Linked DNA regions of Homo sapiens: region 1 is linked to region 2. Evidence: chromatin contacts called from ENCODE Hi-C or POLR2A ChIA-PET data. All regions are on one chromosome and are shown on one strand. The core of a region is the stretch at or near the end of the contact, and the rest is flanking DNA. Distances in the headings are between cores, read along the strand shown.

The links. A loop is a pair of places that touch in the nucleus more often than their neighbours do. ChIA-PET counts read pairs that join two places held with the same protein, here RNA polymerase II (POLR2A). Pooled maps may share reads with other maps.
Region 1: a map of right lobe of liver shows a loop between it and region 2 (3-fold over the local background). The contact joins two enhancer-like sites. A Hi-C loop is called at or near these places in 23 of 168 maps with a recorded cell type or tissue (CD14-positive monocyte, HepG2, PC-9 and 13 more) and 13 of 50 pooled maps. POLR2A ChIA-PET finds 5 or more read pairs at or near these places in 6 of 52 experiments (AG04450, HepG2, MCF 10A and 3 more).

Annotation. Positions count from the first base shown.
Region 1 is chr9:134,370,629-134,377,552 of GRCh38, reverse strand. All of the region lies in intron 1 of RXRA (retinoid X receptor alpha), which reads right to left. Among named protein-coding and RNA genes, the nearest start is that of MIR4669, 5.3 kb to the left of the region's middle. RefSeq lists an enhancer at 4,327-4,852. Within about 2 kb of position 2,288, at least 23 of the 41 ENCODE cell types and tissues checked have a DNase peak (open chromatin) inside an H3K27ac peak, as active enhancers do; they include CD14-positive monocyte, endothelial cell of umbilical vein, gastrocnemius medialis and 4 more, where a contact is called at or near this core.
Region 2 is chr9:134,336,883-134,343,195 of GRCh38, reverse strand. All of the region lies in intron 1 of RXRA (retinoid X receptor alpha), which reads right to left. Among named protein-coding and RNA genes, the nearest start is that of RXRA, 14 kb to the right of the region's middle. Within about 2 kb of position 1,600, at least 20 of the 41 ENCODE cell types and tissues checked have a DNase peak (open chromatin) inside an H3K27ac peak, as active enhancers do; they include CD14-positive monocyte, endothelial cell of umbilical vein, gastrocnemius medialis and 4 more, where a contact is called at or near this core.

The DNA.
Region 1 (6,924 bases), core at 1,039-3,538, 34 kb before region 2:
GCTGGCTGCAGGGCACACACACACGGAGACTTCACCCAGCTGTGCAGGAAGGACACGCATGCCTTCCCGAGCGGTGATGCCAGCACACGCAGGGCTGAGTTCTAAGGAGGGCCCAGCCCCACAACTGTGCTGGACACTGGGGACCCCTCCCATGCTCTGGGCCTCCCATGCTCCAGGCCTCCCATGCTCTGGGCCACCTGCCCTTGGTCAGGCAGTGATGGGGACAACGCCATCGCCTTCCATGTGGGACAGCATGTGGCCCAGGGAGGGCAGCCAGCTCGCCATCAAGGACCCAACACCCCTGGGGCTGGCGGAGATCAGTAACCCCAACACTGCCAGAGGCCCCCAGAAATGAAAGCGGAGCACAGACAGGGTGAGAATGGGTACTGTCAGTGCCCAGCACGGATGCAGCGAGCTTGGGGCTCCGTCCCCAAAGGCTGAGCAAGACTGGCCAGGTCCCCATTCCCAGTGCCAGCCCCTCACAGGGTCGGCCCCTAGGCCAGCAGTCACAGGGCTGCCAGGAAAACCCGGCTGACGGGTCAAGGACAGTGGGCGTGGCACAGGGCCAGGGCACACAATCGCACACTCAGCCAGTGAACACGTGGCCCAGAGGTCAGCCCAGCGACTGCCCGCCACAGGTAAGGAAATGCTTCCTGCACCCCCTCAGAGACTCGACGCCCAAGGTGCCCTCACCATGCCCCTTCCCTCCCTCCTGAGACCCTGCAGCCTGCAGGCCCAGCCAGATCCCTAGGGCTGCGCCCCTGGCTGGTCTCAGCTGCAAGGAGCCAGGAGGTCCCTCTCTACCACGCTTTCATTTCCATGCCCAGTGCCCAGCTTCCCCCAGGAGCACAGCCAGGGAGGGTACTGCCCACGCGCTGAGCACCCGAGATGCACCAGCCAGCACAGGTCTCACTGGTTCTCTGAGAGCTCCCTAAGCATCACCTTCTATAGACAGAGAACGCGGCAAGGCTCCAACACACAAAGGTCGCCCTGGCCGAGGCCACGCAGCTGGCCAGGCTGTCAAGTCATGAGCCCAGGGCTGCCTGAGCAGAGTGTGGCGGGCGGCAGGGGAGGAGAGAGAAGAAACGGTAGGACAGGGCAGCAGTGGGGGCTGTGGTTGGGCCACTGGAGGGACCTCTGCCCCCGCGAAGGAATGGAGACAGCATAGACGGGAGCAGTGTGGATGGGGCACACAGGCACACGCACAGATCAGAGCACGAGGCACACACACATGCATAAACACGCACCCTGCCAGGCACCGAAGCTCCTAGACCCCCACAACCCTGGGCACTGCGAGGTGCGACAGCTGGCATGGGCAGGCCCCGCGGCTGAGGGTGCCCCTCTGGGCCTCCACAAGAAGGCCTGGCTGCGCCTGCAGAGGGGCCGCCTTCTTCCGCCCCAACCAGCGGGGCCGGTGGGAGGGTGCCTTCCTTCCTAAGGAAGATCCCAACTTTGATAGGAAACACAAATCTGAATTCCATTTTTGTTTTAAAAAATTAATAAATAGCAAGGCTTGTCATGATCTGCCCGCATGCGGAGAAGGGAGGCCAGCAGGCTGCGAGCCTGGCGGGGTGGGGTGGGGGGGAAGCAGAGAGAGAGAGGGAGGGAGGGAGGGAGGGCGGCCGGCAGCTTGTTTTCTCTACGTGGCCTCTGCCATCGAGTCGCAGGGCACGTGGTGTTTGTTGTTTGTTTGGGGGAGTGTTTTACAGAATCTCAGCATCCCCCAGCCACTAACACAAACTCTCACACCGAGAATGCTCTCCTGCCAGAAGCCAGCCCTCCTACTCCGCACCAGGGAGTGGCTGCTTCCAAATCGCCCTCACCCCAGCCCTCAGGCTTCTCCTCCAGCCCTGACAACCCACACAGGGCCCAGAGCTGCCGGCCCCGGGCCCACCTGCTGGCCACCCCAGGCTGCCCGCTGGCCCTGGCCCGTGTTCCCAGCTGTAAAACTAGACGGCCAACCCAGCGTCACTCCCAGCTCTCCCGCCAGGCCGATCATCCACACACAGTCTCCGGGCTGACCCTCAGATGAACCAGGGTTTATTCCGGGCCAGGACCTGCCTGGAATCCCCTGCCCACTGCCTGGAGCAACTGTTCACAGTGTCCACAGCCCACCCGGGAGCCCTCGGCTGCCCTCCATGAAGAGCATCCCCCCTCAGACCCCAAAAGCCACTGCAATTCTGGAGGCAGGAAGGTTTCCTGGGTGCCCAGCCAGCCACAGCCATCGGAACCAGGCCAGGAAGACAGCAGGCAGCTCCCACCTCCCCACAGTGACACGCGCTCTGGCCCGGCCTGCTCTCCACCCCCAGCCTTGGGTCATTCCAGGAACATGTCAGGCTCTCTCGCCTCTAGCCTTGAACATGCTGTTCCCTGGGCCTGAAACTCCTCCACCTGTTTCCTGGCTCACTCCAGCCTGGCTCCGTTTTATATAACACCTCCTCCAGGAAGCCTTCCCAGAGTCTCTCAGTTGGGGTAGGGGTCTCATCTCCTACACACCCCCTCAAGAGCACTCCCTGCAGTGCAGGGCACAGTCAGCCCCTCACCCTGGGTGCCAAGGCTGAGGGCTACCGAGGATAGAGCCATGGCCACTCCATTGTGACACCCTGGGCCCTGGCCAGTGCCTGGCACATAGCAGGTGCCAAGTACAGACCTACAGGATAGCGGGACCAGGTCGGCGCCAGCTGCAGGAGTCCTTAAGAACTAGCCAGGCAGGCGCCGAGTTCCAAGGAGACCCAAGCAGTAACACGAGGCACTGCCAAGCTGTGCTTCCCCAAATAGGTTAGACAATCTCGCTGAGCCTCTATCTCCTCTTCTGTAGGAATGAAACTGAAGAAGGAAGTCGCCAGGAGGCAAAAGGTCTAAATTTTACCACCCACTTGCTGTGCCTCCCCAGGCAGCCGCTGGCCTGGCCATTCTCTGGGTAGACAGAGGGAACGGCATTTGCTCGGGGCTCAACATGTGGAGGTTGTGGGGGTTTGGTCTGGGAGGAAGACCGGAGGCGGGGGGTGCCCCGGGGGCCTCCCTCAAGCCAGAACCCATTGAAACAGTGGCCCTGGGCCGAGAGCCAGGATCCCTGTGACCAGCGACCAGTGACCAGCGCAGCCCACACCAGGAGGGTGGCCTGCGATTCACCCCCTCACCCCTCAGGACAGCTGGGGACCAGAGCCACCCTCAGGCCGGGAGCAGCCCACACTGCGGAAGTGGCAGTGACCACCAGGTTGGCCTTTCCTCATCCATCCCACAGGTGGTGAGTGCCAACCACCACCCAGGCTCAAGCTCCACTGGGGCACAGCGGCCGCCGCCTGCGGATCTGGGTTTGAGTCCTGGCTGCATCGCTCTCGGCTGGGTAGGGCCTTGGGCATCTGACTCAACCTCGCTGGTTCTAAACGTCCTTGTCCCCAGAAAGGGGATGGCACCCTCACCTTTAACTCCCGGAAGCCGTGACGATTAACCGACACCACAGACAGCCACGTGGACAGCCACCTTCATGCACCACTCAGAGAGCACTTGCCCATCAGGCGACTGCTTCCCCCGTCGAACCCAGGGCTACAAACAGGCAGAGAAAAACCAGGCTGGGAGGCCAGGTGAGGTGGCGCACTCCTGAAGTCCCCACTACCCGAGAGGCCGGGGCGGGAGGATCACTTGAGCCCAGGAGTTCACGTCTAGCCTGGGCAACAAAGCAAGACTCTGTCTCTAATTTTTAAATTTTTAATTAAAATAAATTAGAAAACAAAGGTGGGCCCTGCCCAGGGGCACCCAGTCCAGAGTCAGAAAGACAGCCTTTTCCAGGAACCTGGCTATCGGCTGGTAATGTGGCAAGGTGGAGGAGACATCAAGGGGGGCTTCCTGTGGGAGGTGCCACTCACCTCCCTCCAGCTACAACCCAGTAGGCTCCGACACCTCCCCATGCCAAACCCTGGCCTCTCTGTGGATAGCTGGGGGATGGGACAGACCTGCACATGTGTCTACCATAAGGAAGGTAGGCCCAGGGAGGGTGATAGACAGGAAGATCTGGGTCAAAAAAACCCACACCACCTCGTGGCCAAGGACCGCAGCACACAATGCTGCTTCTCTGGGCCGCAGTATTCTCATCTGGAAAATGGGCCAACGGCCTGGGAAAACACAGGGTTGGAGACCACACACGAGAAGGGCTGAGCGCAGGGCCCGGCACACAGCAGCAGGCACAGAGCTGTTAAAGACAGTCGGGCGTGGACCACAGTTCCTGGCAGACGGCAGGTGCCCATAACTCAGTGCGTCTCGGTGGCCATGCCCTTCCTGTTACTGCCATTCCTAGCCCAAGAACAGCACCAAAGGCTGGTCTCTGGGACCCGAGTCCTTCATCCCACCCGGGCCCCAGACACTTCCGCCTTACCAGAAAGCATGGCTCCTGACCACCCCCAGCTCTGTGGCCACTTGGCTGTGTGGCCCAGCCCAGCTCCTCACCCTCTCTGGGCACCCGCTTCCTCATCCATAACGGACTGGTCTCCAGGGCCCCTCCCCTGCTGACGAACCCGGGGCAGACGCCACAGCCCAGGCCAGGCTTGACCACAGGTTCCTGGAATGCCAGGCCCCACCCAGCAGGCAGGAGGGTCTGGCCTACCGCAGCTCTGCAACCAGGAAGGCTGGGTCTCAGCCCCTCTCCTGCTGCCCCTTCACCAGAAAGCCAGATTCCAGATCTCAAGCAGCTCCGCGCCCAGTCCAGACCAGAGAGCCTGAGCTACCGCCTGGGGTCACACAGCCTACAAGGGCAGAGCCAGGACTCGCCTGCCCCACAGGAGCACACGCCCTGCTGGGCCCTGTGCTGCCACCCTCTGAGGTGGTAGAGTCCCGGGAAGAGCAGGGTCTCACAGTCCAGCACCTGGACACAGTTCCTCTGCCTGCTGGGGGCCCCAAGGCGGGTCAGTGGGCCTCTCTGATCCTCTGTCTCCTCTAAACTAAGCCTAATAACACCCACCCCATAAGATGATGGGGAGGCCTCCGTGATGCCCTCTGAGGTGACGGGGAGGCCTCCGTGATGCCCTCTAAGCCGTGTGCCTGGAACCCAGTGATAACAAATCAATTCTGCAATGGGTCCAACCACTGTCTCCCCTCACGGGACAGTCCCAGGGCCAGGCCTCCTCCAGCCAAAGGAAGAGGGACCCTCGCCTGCGGCCCCCACTCCACACCATCTCCCATAATCGGCCCAGGACGGGTCCATGCTCCAGCCCCAACAGCAAAGCCAGCATCCAGGAGGCCCTCAGCTGAGGCCCTGGCTGCGGCCCTCCACCTCCCCAGTGGGCGCGTGTCCTGCCACACTGCCAGGCGCCTTCGGCCTACCTGGCTCTCCCTCTCCCTCCCTACGCCCTTCTGCCTCTACAAGCGGCACTGAGACTGGATGGCCGGGCTTCAAACCCATCCTCACCCCTCTCCACACCTCAGTTTCCCCTCCATAAATGGGGAAGTAGCAAGGATCCCGTGGGCCCAGACTAATGTCACCCTGCCTTGACGTCACTCCCTCGAGGTGGCCTCTCCTCCCCTCCCCAGGGAGGGAAGTGGGGCCTGAGCACCCCACAAGGGAGGCCCAGGCTGGGCCTGGCACCCAGTCCTGCACCAGGCTGGCAGGATGTTGGGAAATGCACAGGCACTTATTTCAACACCGCTGGCCACGTCACAGACGGGTTTCAACACGCAGCAGCGCCCAGGAAGCGCTGCAGCCATCTTGGCCCAGCCACCTGCCACGCCGCCCGGAGGAGACAGGCCCGGCCCTGCACTCGCGCACCCATGGCTGCCCTGTGGCCCCGACTCAGTTGATGACCCTCATCCTCAGGACAGGCAGAGACAAGGGCGGACCACTTCAAGGGGGCGCACGCCACCCCCAGGCCCGTCCTCCATACCCCAAGGGCCAGGCCACAGGCCCAGTGAACCAGAGGCACCGGCCCAAGAGCTGGCCGCCAGGCCCTGCCCCAAGCCACCAGTGCCATGGCCATGAAATGGGGCGAGAGTTCTCTGCCAGCTTGTTAGGGGCGAGGCCTAGGGGAGATCATGTTATGGAAAGAGACGGTGCCCCCAGAAGTCTGGCCCCCATCAGCATTTGAGGAGAAGCTCAGCCCAGCTGGCTCTCGCTGGACACACGGCAGCCCCGCCAAGCCCCATACCCACCTGGGCTCATAGCCACGGCTACCCTGGCCCTGCCTGAATGAACACCAGGGGGGCCAGAGACAGTGGCGGCTGCCCAAGAGCACCCTGGCTCTAGACGACTGGTCCCCTGAGACCTCACGGCAAAGGACACAGAGGCCTGGGGGGGTCAAGGGACTTTTCCAAAGCCACACATCAGACAAGGCAGGCAGCAAGGACCCCACTCAGCCCCAAGCCCCAGCAGCCCCCACTGGGCCGGTGGGAGGGATGACTTTTGTAACTGGGTGGGAATGTGATGGGGAAGCAGGATCAGCTTCGGATGCAAACCCCTCTCCAGGGCACTCTCTTGAGCGTGTCCCAGAGCGAGGGTGACCCACCTGCCAGCCCAGGGCCCCCCACACTGTCTTCAGCACTCAGCCCTCAAGTGAGGCTGATGCGGCCTCTTCCCCAAGCCCTCCGGCTCCTGCCACTCCCTCAGGTGGAACCCAGTGGAAGAAGGGACACTGTACTCTCTGCTGACCACCCACCTTCCGCGATGGCCCCTCAGCAGCCACCCGCCGGGCCAGCCACCCTTCTCTTGGCAGCGTTCTCTCCTGGAGTGAGAGCACTCATCATGTCCACACCACCTCCAACCCCAGACCCTCCGTGGTCTGAGCTGGGCTGTGCACAAGGCCCACCCGGCGCCGCCACACAGCGAACTGCATGGGGTGGACGCTGCTGTCCAGATCTCCCTGGCCCCAGTCTGCAGCCCAGGGCCCAGCCAGCACACGGGGATGGCTTGCAGGTGGCGAGGAAGGACGACCAGGGAGG
Region 2 (6,313 bases), core at 351-2,850:
ACGCTGCCCCAGGTCACACAGCATGTAAAAGGTCTGTGTGGGGCCCTGAACTGTGGGCCGCAGACAGCTTCCCTGGCTCCAGGGCAGGAACCCCCTCCCCACCTCCCAAGGCCAAATGCTCTGGGTCCAAGACACCTCCCAGGGCTGGGCAGGTGAAAATCCCATAATCTGCTGGGGCCTCTCTAGAAGGAGGTCCCCCCACTGCCTAGGCTGCGGGATTGGGTTTCCTGGCCTCTAATCAAAGGATTACCAGACAATCCCCAGCACCCACACGTGCCTGCATCCGCAGTCATGCCACCCACATCACTCACATACAAAGGGAAGGTCACTGTGGTGGTGGCAGGGCCACAGCCACCACCTGCGCTCAACCTGCTGAGCCAGCCAGAGCAGGAAGGGCCAGGAAGGCAGGTAGGCAGCCTCCTCCGCGGCGCTGTCCACTCTCCTATGGGGCCAGGTTCCCCCAAACCCACCAGGTCAGGGCGGCCCACACCAGCCATCTCAGCCCTGGAGACCACACATGGCCCTGTGGGAACCACAGGGGCCTCCTCCCGCAGCCCCGCAGCCCCACCACCTGCCTGGGCTCACAGCAGCTCCCAAGCAGTCCCTTGCCCACAGCTTGCTGTTACCACTCTGCCTGCACCAACCCACTGCCCCCCGCTGATGGCAGGAAGAGGGCGCACAGCACGCCATCCCAAGTGCAAGCCTCTGGGGCCTGACCACCTGGGGGACCCCTGCTCTCTGTGCCTCAGTTTCCTGGCAGGGAAAGGGCAAGGATCGGCCCCTCCATGCCCACAAGCTGTGTGGCCTTGAAGATCGGCTCAGCCTCTCTGAGCCCAGGCCCCCTCTGTAAATGAGGGCAACTCCCTCCCCCAGGGTTCTGGGAGGGCAATGGGCTTGGCACAAGCTGGTACCGGGGCACCTGGTGCACTGTGGCTTGCTAGTCCTCGACCCGGACCCCCGCCCCTGCCCTCACTCTGGCCTGGGATCCACAGTGGGTCCAGGGCTTTCTCCAGCCTGATCTCACAGTTCAGAACTCACTACCCACCAAATGCCAGCACGAGAGCCCCCACCCCGGGCCCAGCAGAGCGCCTTCAGGGAGACGCCTCCTCATTCGGGGTCTTCATGTCCCCCAGCCAGCAACACCCACCACAGGCAGGCTCCAGCTAGCCGGATGCTCTGACAGCCCCTACCCCCAGGGTTGGGCTTCACAGACCCTGGAGCACAGCGGACCCTCAGCAAGTGGGGCCAGGCCAGTAGTGGGCAGAGCCTCAACAAACCCAAGCCCAGCCCTGCCCAGCCAGGCCCCAGGCAGTGACGCTGCCAGTCACGCACCCAGCTCCAAGACCACACCGCCCAGTGCCTCTACCTCCCAAACTCCAACCTCAGGCCAAGACCCAGAGGAGGGGTGGCAACAAACAGTCACACACCAAGACATTCCCCTGCCACCATGCATGCCCCATGGTGCTCCCCATGGAGGGCGGGAAGAGGCCAGCCGCCCTGGAGCTCCCAGAAAGAGAGGAGCTCTGCCACCAGGTGTGTGCCGGCCAAGCTGCGAGCCAGCCCAACCCTGGGCCACCCATGCCCACGCCTCCTCCAAGGTCCTGGCCTGGGCCAGGAAGCCGGGTGGAGACTGGAGGGCGGGGGCCTATCTCACCCAGAGTTGCTAAAAAGAGCCAACGGGGAAGTAAAAATAGGAAATAAAAATAAAATGGCTCCAGCCAGGCCTGGTTGTTTGTGTAGGAAGCAAGGCCCCTCCCCAGCCAGCAGGGAGGGCTCGGCTCCAGGTTCCTCCCAGAGGAGGAATGTCCCCCCACCCTAGCAGCCCCCAGGACTCCAACCACACGCCAGAACCCCAGGCTGGAAGTGGCTCAAAGAAGAGTCCCAAGAATCTGGGTTCAAATCCCGACTCTGCTGTTAACTGGCCACATGATATTGGGCAAGCAGCTGAGCCCCTATCTGTAGCTCGGCCTCCTCATCAGCACTGGGGTGCAGGGAACGAGGGAGCGTGCCATGCTGTGCTGGGCACACACTCCAGGTACCACCACCCACGGCGGGGCCTGCGGTCACAGCTCCAGCCACCCACCTCTCCCTGTCCCCACCAGGACCCTCCCATCTGTGCTCTCACTCCGCCCCAAGGTGGGCCGTCAAGAGGTGAGGGCACGAGGCCAGGGTCAGGAGACAGCCTGGCTGTCAGCTCGCCCCGCTTGCCAGCCATGCCGCTCTCAGACCTCAATTTCCTCATCCACACAATTAGAGGAAGCCTTCCTTCCTCTCCTTTCCTGCGAGGCCTTTCCAGGGTTCACATGAGGCTCATTCGCACCAAAGCGTGTGTGACTGACCCTGGCTTCAGGATTGGCTCAGCTCATTCTCCCAGGGCGCAGAATTCCGCAGAAGACAGGCTCCTTGCTCCCGGAGCTGAGACACCCCAGCTAGAGGGCCAGGGAGGACCGCTTGGGCCACAGCTCACACATCCAATCTACCTGCTCAGCCTGGACGGCATGTGGCTTAGGCACTGCTGGCATTGCTCAAGAAGGCAGCTGCGGGCCGAGGCGTGCATCGAGGCTCATGCACCGAGACCGTCTGCCTGGGTGCCTGCAGAAAGGGATCTGAGTGCTTCGGGTGGTCGGTGATACCTGCCACGCTGTAGGCCAGAGGGCAGGCAGTGAGCCGGTGCCACGTGAGCCCCACTTAGACCAAAACATACTGCTTCAGAGTGCTCCCTGGCACTTCCTAAAGCCCCTCGGCCCTCACTCCTGGCTGGACAATTATCACCCCTGTGACACTTCCTGGGAACTGGCTGAAAGGTCAGTGGGTGGCATCACTGGTCTGCCCCAAACCACCATCCCCACGATGGCCAAAGTCTTTCTAGAACATATATCTGCCTGCAGCCCTCCACAGCCCCCTACAGCTTCTCATTCTCCTGTCCTGGACCCCGAGCCCTCAGGACCCTTAGCTAAGGAGGGAGCCGGACAGCACGGGCAGTGGCCAGTCTCAAACCTGGACCCGCAGGCACAAGCCATCAGAAGGTGTGGGGCACAAGACACACAGAAGCACACACAGGCACACATGCCGACACAGCACGGGCACAGGGAGACACGAGGACACAAGTGCACACGGATACACACTCACACAGGGACAGGGACAGAGGGACACAGACATGGGTGCACACAGATACAGGCTCAGACATGGACACAGATGTGCACAGAGGAACACACATGCACGGGTGCACACAGACAGGCTCACACAAGAGCACAGGCGTGCACACTCACATACACACAGGTTCACACACAGACACACACAGGCTCACACAAGGGCATGGATGTTCACAGACACACACACATGGGCTCACACACACACAGACTCACACACACACACACACAGAGGCTTACACACAGACTCATACACACAGGCTCACACAAGGGCATGGGTGTGCACAGACACACACGGGATCTCACACATAGACACACACACACAGGCTCAAACACACACAGGCACACACACAGAGACACACACACACACAGGCTCACACACACACAGGCACACACACAGACACACGCACAGGCTCACACACACAGAGACTCACACAGAAACACACGCACAGGCTCACACACACAGGCTCACAAAAGGCCATGGGTATGCAGAGACTCACACACACACGGGCTCACACACACACACACACAGACTCACACACACTCACACAAGGGCGTGGGCATGCACACCCACACACAGGCTCACACACAGGCACACACTCACACAGGCATGGCACCCACACACTCTCACACACAGGCTCACGGGCTCACACGCAGACAGAGGCTCACGCGCACAAACCCTGGCTGGAATCCCAGCCACACACATAAGCCCACACAGGCTCACGGGCTCACACGCAGACAGAGGAGGGTCTGGGGAGGACGACGCGCCCCTGAAGGCCAGGCAGGGAGGGAGGAACAGCGCGGGAGGCGCCATGCCAGCCACCTCAGTCCTGGCCTTTCTGCCAAGAGCTCTCCAGGCTGGCCAGAGGGCATGAGAGGGTCCCTACGGACAGGGCACAGGGAGGCAGGGCCCTGAGCCCACGGGGCCAACCCCAGGGGGGGTGACCACCAGCCCTGCCCCGACACCAGGCACACGGCCGGCGACCTAGGTCCGGCTCCAAGTCCCCAGGTCCCTGCCGGTGTGGGCACTGCCAGCGCCAAGCAAGGCATCCACAGCAGGAGGCAGACAGCAGTGGTGACAACAATCGGCTCCTTGTTCTCAGAAAGGCGGCCAGGCAGACCTGAGGGAGGGCAGAGGGGTCAGCAGGGAGGGCAGAACGGCGGCTGTCTCCAGAGTCCTGGAGGGAGGATCTCTGGGCTCTGGGGGACCCTGGAGACTCCCAAGTCCCAACAGAGGCCTGCTCGCTCCCCCAGTCTCACCCGCAAGGCTGGGCACAGTGCAGGGGTCTGGCCCCAGGGCAAGGCTGGGGTGCCGGCTGCAGGGAGAGGGGCACCAGCTGCCCCCTCCGATAATGAGTTCACAGCTTATCAGCCACGTCCAGGCTGCGTGGGATCCGGCAGCCAGCCCCTCCCCTGCCCCCACCAGCAGCCGGCAAGCATCACTGCTTCCTAGGCAGGAGGCCTAACTGTCCACACGCAGGCAGGTCCTGGCCACTGACTGCGGCCAGACGCACGTGGGGACACGCCTCTCCCAGCCAGCAAGAGTGGCAGTGACCTCCCCTGTGACCCCATGGCCTGGGGGATGCCAGCCCAGGTCAGAGGGACCCAGGTGCCACTTGGGCTGGAGGCCCGTCAATCTGGGACCAGAAGTGGCCTGTGTCCTGCAGCCAGGGGCACCCTGACATGAGGAGGCCCTTTCAGCGCCACAGCTGGCATTTGTTCTTTAGAAACCATGTCCCACGGCAGCCACAGGGAGCCAAGAATGAGCCAGCAGGGGTCGAATGCCTGGCGATGGCCGTGCCCCACACACCTGCCCGTGCTACCAGCCAGAGGGAGGCCCAGGGAGGCCCCGGGACAGTGCAGCAGAACCACATGCTTGTCTTCTGTCAGGGCTCCTGACACCTCTGTCCCTCCCTGTGGTCACTGCCCAGCGTTTCCCTCCATGCCCTTCCTGAGCCCTACGTCGTCTGTGGCTGCCGCTGACCGCCCATCTCCCCCGCTGGCCTGGCAGCCCACGAGGGCAAGGACCTGCCTGTCGCATCCTCAGAGCGGCTCTGGACAGAGGGGCCCTCCGTGAGCACTGGGGGCGCAGTCACCCATCTCTCCCCCGCCACCTCTCAGGGCTGGCACGCGGCCACCTGAACTGAACGAAACCCGCCTGTCTCGTTTCTTTTTGGAGAGGTTCAAGTTTTGCATTCTACGTCTGCTCCGAGGACATCCAAGAGTCTCTGGGCGACCCCCCAGAGGGAGGCGCACTGCTGTCTGATGCAAGGGAAGGCAGAGTCAGCGAGCTCTGCCCTGGAAACCTTCGACGACGCAAAGTGAAGACACAGGTGTGAGGACGAGACATTGGCTTTTCCCAGGCCAACTCCTACGCATCCTTCATGACCCAATTCAAAAGCCCCAACTCTCTGCATGCCAGGGTGAGCCGCTAATGCCTCCTCCGTGTCCCTTCTGTCTCCAGTACCTCCTCCCACCACCACGCTCACACACCATCTCCACCCCAGACTGGGGTCAGGGATACCTTACAGGTAAGAGAACTAAGGCCCAAAGAGGGTTAAAACATCTGGTCCAAGGTCATATCCCATCAAGTGGCAGCACTGGGGTCCATCCCAGGCCATCTGACCCCAGAGACCACTACTGCCCGCTTGAGGGCTAAGCCTGGCTCTACTGGGCCTTCCTAGTGGCCAGGAGGAGCCTGATGGATGTGGATGGACGGACGGACAGACAGATGAGCGGACGGACAGACAGCAGGCAGGTGGGAGGCGCTTACTTCCCTCGTGGCTGGCCTTGACCCCCCACACTGCTACAAGTTTCAACAAGACATGCTTACCAGCAAAGGAAGGACCCAGGTCCCCAACAAGGGCAGGCACTGGGGCTGAGCACCCCTCCCTCTCTCGATCTGGGAATCTGAGTTCAAGGACTCCCAGGCTCTGTCCAGCAGCCGGTGGCAGCCACATCTCCAACACGCTGAGCACTGCTGGGGCCTCTCCACAGGCAGGGGCACCCCCCAGCCTTAAGCCTCAGCCTCAGCTCCCACCCAGGGCCCCCAGGGATTCCAGCTGGCCCACAGAGTCCTCGAGGACAGTCCCAGACCCTCCATCTACTCCCACTCCCAGAAACCGACACCGAGCTAGACACACAGGACTTCCCTTCCCTGGAAA